2 separate regions of the Homo sapiens genome follow, and region 2 is linked to region 1. The links are chromatin loops, found by intact Hi-C in ENCODE. Cell type or tissue: gastrocnemius medialis. All regions are shown on one strand. Links, peaks and the distances in the headings refer to the core of each region. The heading gives the core; the rest is flanking DNA. Region 1 overlaps SORBS1 (sorbin and SH3 domain containing 1). Region 2 overlaps PDLIM1 (PDZ and LIM domain 1).

The links. A loop is a pair of places that touch in the nucleus more often than their neighbours do. Peaks named below come from ENCODE experiments on the same cell type or tissue, not always from the same donor. Only the 100,000 strongest peaks of a DNase experiment are listed, where the experiment ranks them.
Region 2: a loop joins it to region 1, with 3 times the contacts of the local background. A loop is called at or near these places in 2 of 110 quality-filtered maps.

The regions. Positions count from the first base shown.
Region 1 is chr10:95,472,953-95,475,874 of GRCh38, reverse strand. All of the region lies in intron 2 of SORBS1 (sorbin and SH3 domain containing 1), which reads left to right. Among named protein-coding and RNA genes, the nearest start is that of SORBS1, 87 kb to the left of the region's middle. In gastrocnemius medialis, for the core only: a CTCF peak has its summit at 1,609; a DNase peak (open chromatin) is centred at 1,544; H3K27ac peaks cover 2,500 bases.
Region 2 is chr10:95,276,261-95,279,182 of GRCh38, reverse strand. The region is part of intron 1 of PDLIM1 (PDZ and LIM domain 1); the gene reads left to right. Among named protein-coding and RNA genes, the nearest start is that of PDLIM1, 13 kb to the left of the region's middle. In gastrocnemius medialis, for the core only: no CTCF peak of the experiment used is centred there; DNase peaks (open chromatin) are centred at 862, 1,393 and 1,782; H3K4me3 peaks cover 425 bases; H3K27ac peaks cover 2,500 bases.

The sequences.
Region 1 (2,922 bases), core at 95-2,594:
CTCTGAGCCTCATTTTCTTCATTTGTGAAATTGAGATAAACATAAATTTAGTTATTATATAATATTAATGTTCATATGATAATTATGACAGGCTGCATATTGTGGTATATAGTACCACAAACTCGAGTCAGGCTGCTAAAGTTCAAATCCCCCTTCCTAGTATCATAACTTCCAGCAAGTTATTGAACCTCTCTGGGCCTTAATTTTCTTATCTACAAAACAAGGATAATAATAGTACCTTTACAGAGGGTTGTTAGATGTGAGAATTGTCAAGCACCTCATCCCAGCCATAAGAAAACATTATATACATGTTTGCTAAACCTTAAAGACTGTGAAACTATTATTAATTATTTCATTTTGGTTCTTATAGAAATCCTGTGAGGTTAGATACAGGGCAAGTATTACTCCCCACTGCCTCATTCCCTATTTGTTGTTATTGCTTGTTTCGTATTTGAGGGGGAAAAATGGAGTTCTGAAAGGTTAAAGTGGTTGGCTGAAGGGAACCTGGCTAGTAAATGTTATAACTGAAACTAGAACCCATGGTACTTGCTATAAAAGATACAGGTGTGCCTATACACATTTATCGAGGGCATGAAGATATTAAGGCTTTACTGTAATAAATCTGAAGACAAGTGACTAGGGTATCTCCCTCTTCTGCACCACCACCCCCACCACCATGTGCCAGATCTGCTGGCATACTGCTAACTGATGTTCTTTGTGAATGATGGCATTGAGCTTGTGCCCTCTCATTGGGTCTCTGGGGCTTACTGAGGCAGCCAGTTTAAACCTCTTACAGATTCTAACTGCATTAAAGTTAGTGTTACCTGCTCTCTGGCTGGACTTCCTTTGGAGACCAGAAGATTCTACTATATTCCAATACCTGATTTCAGAACCCCTTAGGGGAGCCATGTCATTTGCGGGAAGCTCAGGCTTAAATAGGAATGCTCCCCTCCCCCTACCTTTCTGTTTGCAATAGAAACTCTTTATTGCTCTTGAGAAACTTAATTAGGAGAACCATATATCAGGGAGTGTAAACATAGCTTTAAAACACTTGCCAATCTCTTGTCACCTAGGCAGTTATCTTTAGATTAAAACGTTCTCATGTTTGTTCACAAACATGGGCACTTTAAAACATGCTGCCACATGAGGGGTTAAAACATAAATATTATCCTATATGAGCAAAGAAAGGTGCTTTAGTACTTAAGTCCTATTTTTGAGCTGTGGAATTCAATTCCTTCCTGTTGCCAGCTGAACCTGGGGCTCTGATGTATTAGATGAAAATATATTCCTATCTTCAAACGTGGACAACAGGACATTCTGTCCTCCAAATTTCAGTGTTTGAATTGGGTGTTACAGGAAACTTGGCACCCTCTCTTTTCAAAATAATAAACAGACATGATGTGGCTTCATGTTTCATCTGATGGGGCTTAGATGCTATTGCCTCATAAAGGCTGATTCACAGACAAATGGAGACTAATTATAGTAGCTTAAAAATAATATCGCTGTTTAAATTTGGCAAGGCAAGATGCCTCGCATGCTTTGTAGGACACGAGAGACTCCGTTTCTTTGGTGGCATGGAGGTGACATACCCATTTCTATTTCAGCCACACAGTGGTGGTGCTGGTTCATTACCTGCCATGTTTATTTTTTTTAAGGATTTCTTATGATCTCTCACATATACCCATGCACAAACATTGAACTCTCTCTTCCTATAATCTTTACAGGGAGTTCTTTCCTGCTATCTGTCCACTGCATTTTTAAGAAACAAATGTCTGGGCTGAGGAAAGTGAATGGCTTTTTGTTTTTTTTTCTAAGCATTTCAGAATCTCTACTGTGAAAAATTGCAGGAAGTTATTCACTTCTCTCTAAGGAATGGATAGAGGATGTCTGTCATAAGAGACCATTCTGATTACTTTTATTCTATCCATCTTCCCCAAAACTGTGCATTAGGTTGGAAAACAGTTTTAATTTGTTTTTGAATTTGCTTTAAATAAGTAGGTGATATACAAAATTGACCATGTGCAAAATTTAAAAATTAGTAAAAATGTTTTCAGTGAAAAGTAAATCTTCTACCTCTCTCATATCTAGGATCTAGGTACCTCTCTTTGGAAGAAATCCTGAGCACCATTTTATTCTATACTATTCTGGAGATTTTCTAGATATTTATAAATATGTATGTGTGTGTGTATATATATATTATATGTAGTTCATACAAATGGCACATATTATCTACAATTTTTTTTTTTTGAGACAGAGTCTCACTCTGTCGCCCAAGGTGGAATACAATGGTGTGATTTTGGCTCACTGCGACCTCCACCTCCCAGGTTCAAGCGATTCTCCTGCCTCAGCCTCCCGAGTAGCTGGGATTACAGGTGCCTGCCACCACGCCCAGCTAATTTTTGTATTTAATAGAAACAGGGTTTCACCATATTGGTCAGGCTGGTCTTGAACTCCTGACCTCAGGTGATCCACCCACCTTGGCCTCCCAAAGTGCTGGGATTACAGGCGTGAGCCACCGTGCCCGGTGATCTACAATATTTTGAACCATTTTTATTTAACTGTAATCTTGGAGATCATTCCACATCACACATTGAGATACCTCATTCTCTTTAACAGCTGTCTAGTTTTCCATTGAGTAGAAGTGCCATAATACATAAACAATTGCCTATGAACGGTAGTTAGGCTGTCTTAATCTTTTGTCCATAAAATCATTATATAATGAATAATTTTGTACATCTACTGTAGGATAGGTGGTCTGTCTCAGTGGTTACAAGCAGGGCTCTGGAGCCCAAGGGCCTGAGTTTAAACCCTAGTTTCTTCGTTTACTTTTTTTTTTTTTTTTTTGAGATGGAATCTTTCTCTGTCACCCAGGCTGGAGTGCAGTGGCGCAATCTCAGCTCACTGCAACCTCCGCCTCCCAGG
Region 2 (2,922 bases), core at 271-2,770, 200 kb after region 1:
TTTGGTGCTGATTGTTGCCATATGGGAATCTAGGCCCAGAATTGCCAGATTTTCTGATTTTTCTAAAGAAGCTGCGAATCTAGGGGTTTGAGTGATTTTGTTGATATATAAATATTGGCATGTAATTTAAATGTAAGAAAAAAAACAAGACTGTTGGCTGGGTCCATTTCACAGGCCTCTAGCTTTCAATCTTGAGCCAGAGAGTTAAAGGAACCCCATCTAGCTGTCAGTAGAACATGTGATTTTTAAGTAGGACTGCCTTCTGAAAGACCTGCTAGGGAAAGCCAGCCACAGAATGGCTGACCTAGAGGCCCAAAACGGGTGACCCCTTGAATGGGTTTGCTTCTTTGAGCGTCGGTTAGAGTATCTGTCAAATGCAGTCACCTTAATCTCAGCAGAGCTAAGGCTCAGTGGTTGTTTCTTGGCAGTTGACTGGGCAGTCAATGTCAGATGCTATGTTTCAATTTCTTTGTTGGTCTCCTAGTCTGTGTTTACATCTACAGCCTCATCCTCTTCCTCTCCCTTCGCTTGCTAAATTTCTTTCTTTTCTTTTCTTTTTTTTTTTTGAGACTTGGCATGCTCTTTCCTTTTGCTTTTTTCCTTTTGTGGCTTTGCACAGTTTTAAGCAGCACCTCCTCCAGGGAGTGTTCCGTGATTCCACCTTTAGGCCCCTACTACCTTGTTGGTTCTAGCACAACACTCATCAGCTGTTGTACATGCTTGTCTCCCCCCAGGAGACTGTGAGCTTCTTGATGGCAGGCACCACCCTTTTCACAGCTGAGTTCCAGTGCCTTGTGTGGTTCCTGGAATCTACAAACAATAGCTCACATTTCTGGAGCCCTGACAGTGGGGGCTCTGCCTGAATTGCCTAATGTAATCCTCGCAACAGCCTTCTGATGTCAAAGCTGTTCTTTTCATCCTTGGTGCATCCTTGTTTACACAGAGGTGAAATACCCTGCCCAAGGACACTTAGCTCACAAGCCAGGCAGGACTTGAACCCTGGCCATCTGACTCCAGAAACCACATCTTAATGAACAAGTTACACTGTCTTTCAGAATGTACATAAGGATGTCTGATAAGTGAATGAACAGAGAGAGAAAGAAGGAACAGGGGAGGGATGAAGTAGAAACATGCCATTATCACTGAGGAGGAGGGTTATCTTTTTATTTGTCATGGGTATGCATCCAGTTCTGTATGATAGTAGTGTCATTTAGGTATGTAGTTATTTAAATGTAAGTTGAAGAAAGTGGGAGAGCTACATCATCATCCGATTTTATTTACACCAGTTAGAAGTGCAGTTAAACTTCAAACACCTTCTTATGTGCTCAGGACTGGCAGCAGTGGACAGGTCTTAAAGATGCATTATGAACTTGGAGTGGAGAACATGTTGGCCTCTAAGCAAGCAGTGTCTGCCTGGGGTGCTGGTGGGGACGAAGAGTGAGGGACACAAGAATGAATTGAGCAGAAAATGATAGATTGTTCATTAGTGGAAATTGTTGTGCCTAAACCCGTTTACTGTTTTATTTTATTTTATTTTATTTTTAGACATTCTTACTCTGTTGCCCAGGCTGGAGTGCAGTGGTGTGATCTCGGCTCACTGCAACCTCCACCTCCTGGGTTCAAGCAATTCTCCTGTCTCAGCCCCCTGAGTAATTGGGATTACAGGCAGTGTGCATCACCACAGCTGGCTAATTTTTGTATTTTTAGTAGAGATAGGGTTTCACCATGTTGGCCAGGCTGGTCTTGAACTCCTCAGCTCATGTGATCTGCCTGCCATCTGACCTCCCAAAAGTGCTTGGCCTCTCAAAGTGCTGGGATTACAGGCATGAGCTACTGTGCCTGTCCCCATTTATTCTTATGCAGCAAGAGTTGTGTGATCTAGTTGTATGGTCTCTGGGGAAAAAGGCTGGCAATGGCACGTTCATTGAACTAATGGGAGTGAGTATATAATTTTTTTTTTTCTTGTTCTGAGACAAGTCTCACTCTATCACCCAGGCTGGAGTTCAGTGGCACAGTCTCAGCTCACTGCAGCCTCTACCTCCTGGGTACAAGCTATCCTCCCACCTCAGCCTCCTGAGTAGCTGGGACTACAGGCGTGTGCCACCACACCTGGCAAATTTTTTTTGTATTTTGTAGAGACAGGGTTACGCCATGTTGCCCAGGTTGGTCTCGAACTCCTGAGCTCAAGGCGAGCCACTTACCTTGGTCTCCCACAGTGCTGGGATTACAGGCGTAAGCCACCATGCCTGGCCCAGAAGTTTTTTTTTTTTTTTTTTTTTTTTTTTTAGGAAACTGAAGCTGACTCTATTATGAGCTGGTTCTGATGGAACTTGATGGTCAGGAGGAAATTAGAGCAGATAGTGTGGCCTAGTTGGTTAAGTGGGTGGACTCTGGAGCCTGCTGTGGCCTGCCGCTCACCAGCTGTGCAACCTCAGGCAAACTGCTTAACCCCTGTTCCTCCATTTCCTCATCTGTAATGATGCAGATAACATTGCCTGTCTGGTAGCATCACGTGAATATTGGTGAGTTAACCCTTGCTAAAGACTTTGTCATGCTTGGTACCTAAACGCTCATTAACTGATGGCTGTCATTTTGATTATGATTGTGATAAATAGTGTTTGGCAAGGATTGGAATCCACCATTCAAGACAGGAACTATCCAGTGTTGGAGGCACAGGCCTTCTCTCCTGTAACCCTTGTCACTTCTGTGTTATGGTTTGTAAATTTTATAATGGGTGGGGTTACTGGGCCCCAGATCAGTACAGGGCAGGGGAGTGACTGTCCTGTGGTAGGGAGGCACTCAGCCAGCATCAGGACTTTGTGACACTCCAGGTCCTATGTAGAAGGCCACTGCAGATGAGTCTCCTGGATTTTTTTTTTTTGGCTTTGACAGTTGAGTTTGGAGCCTCTGCTTGTGGCATTG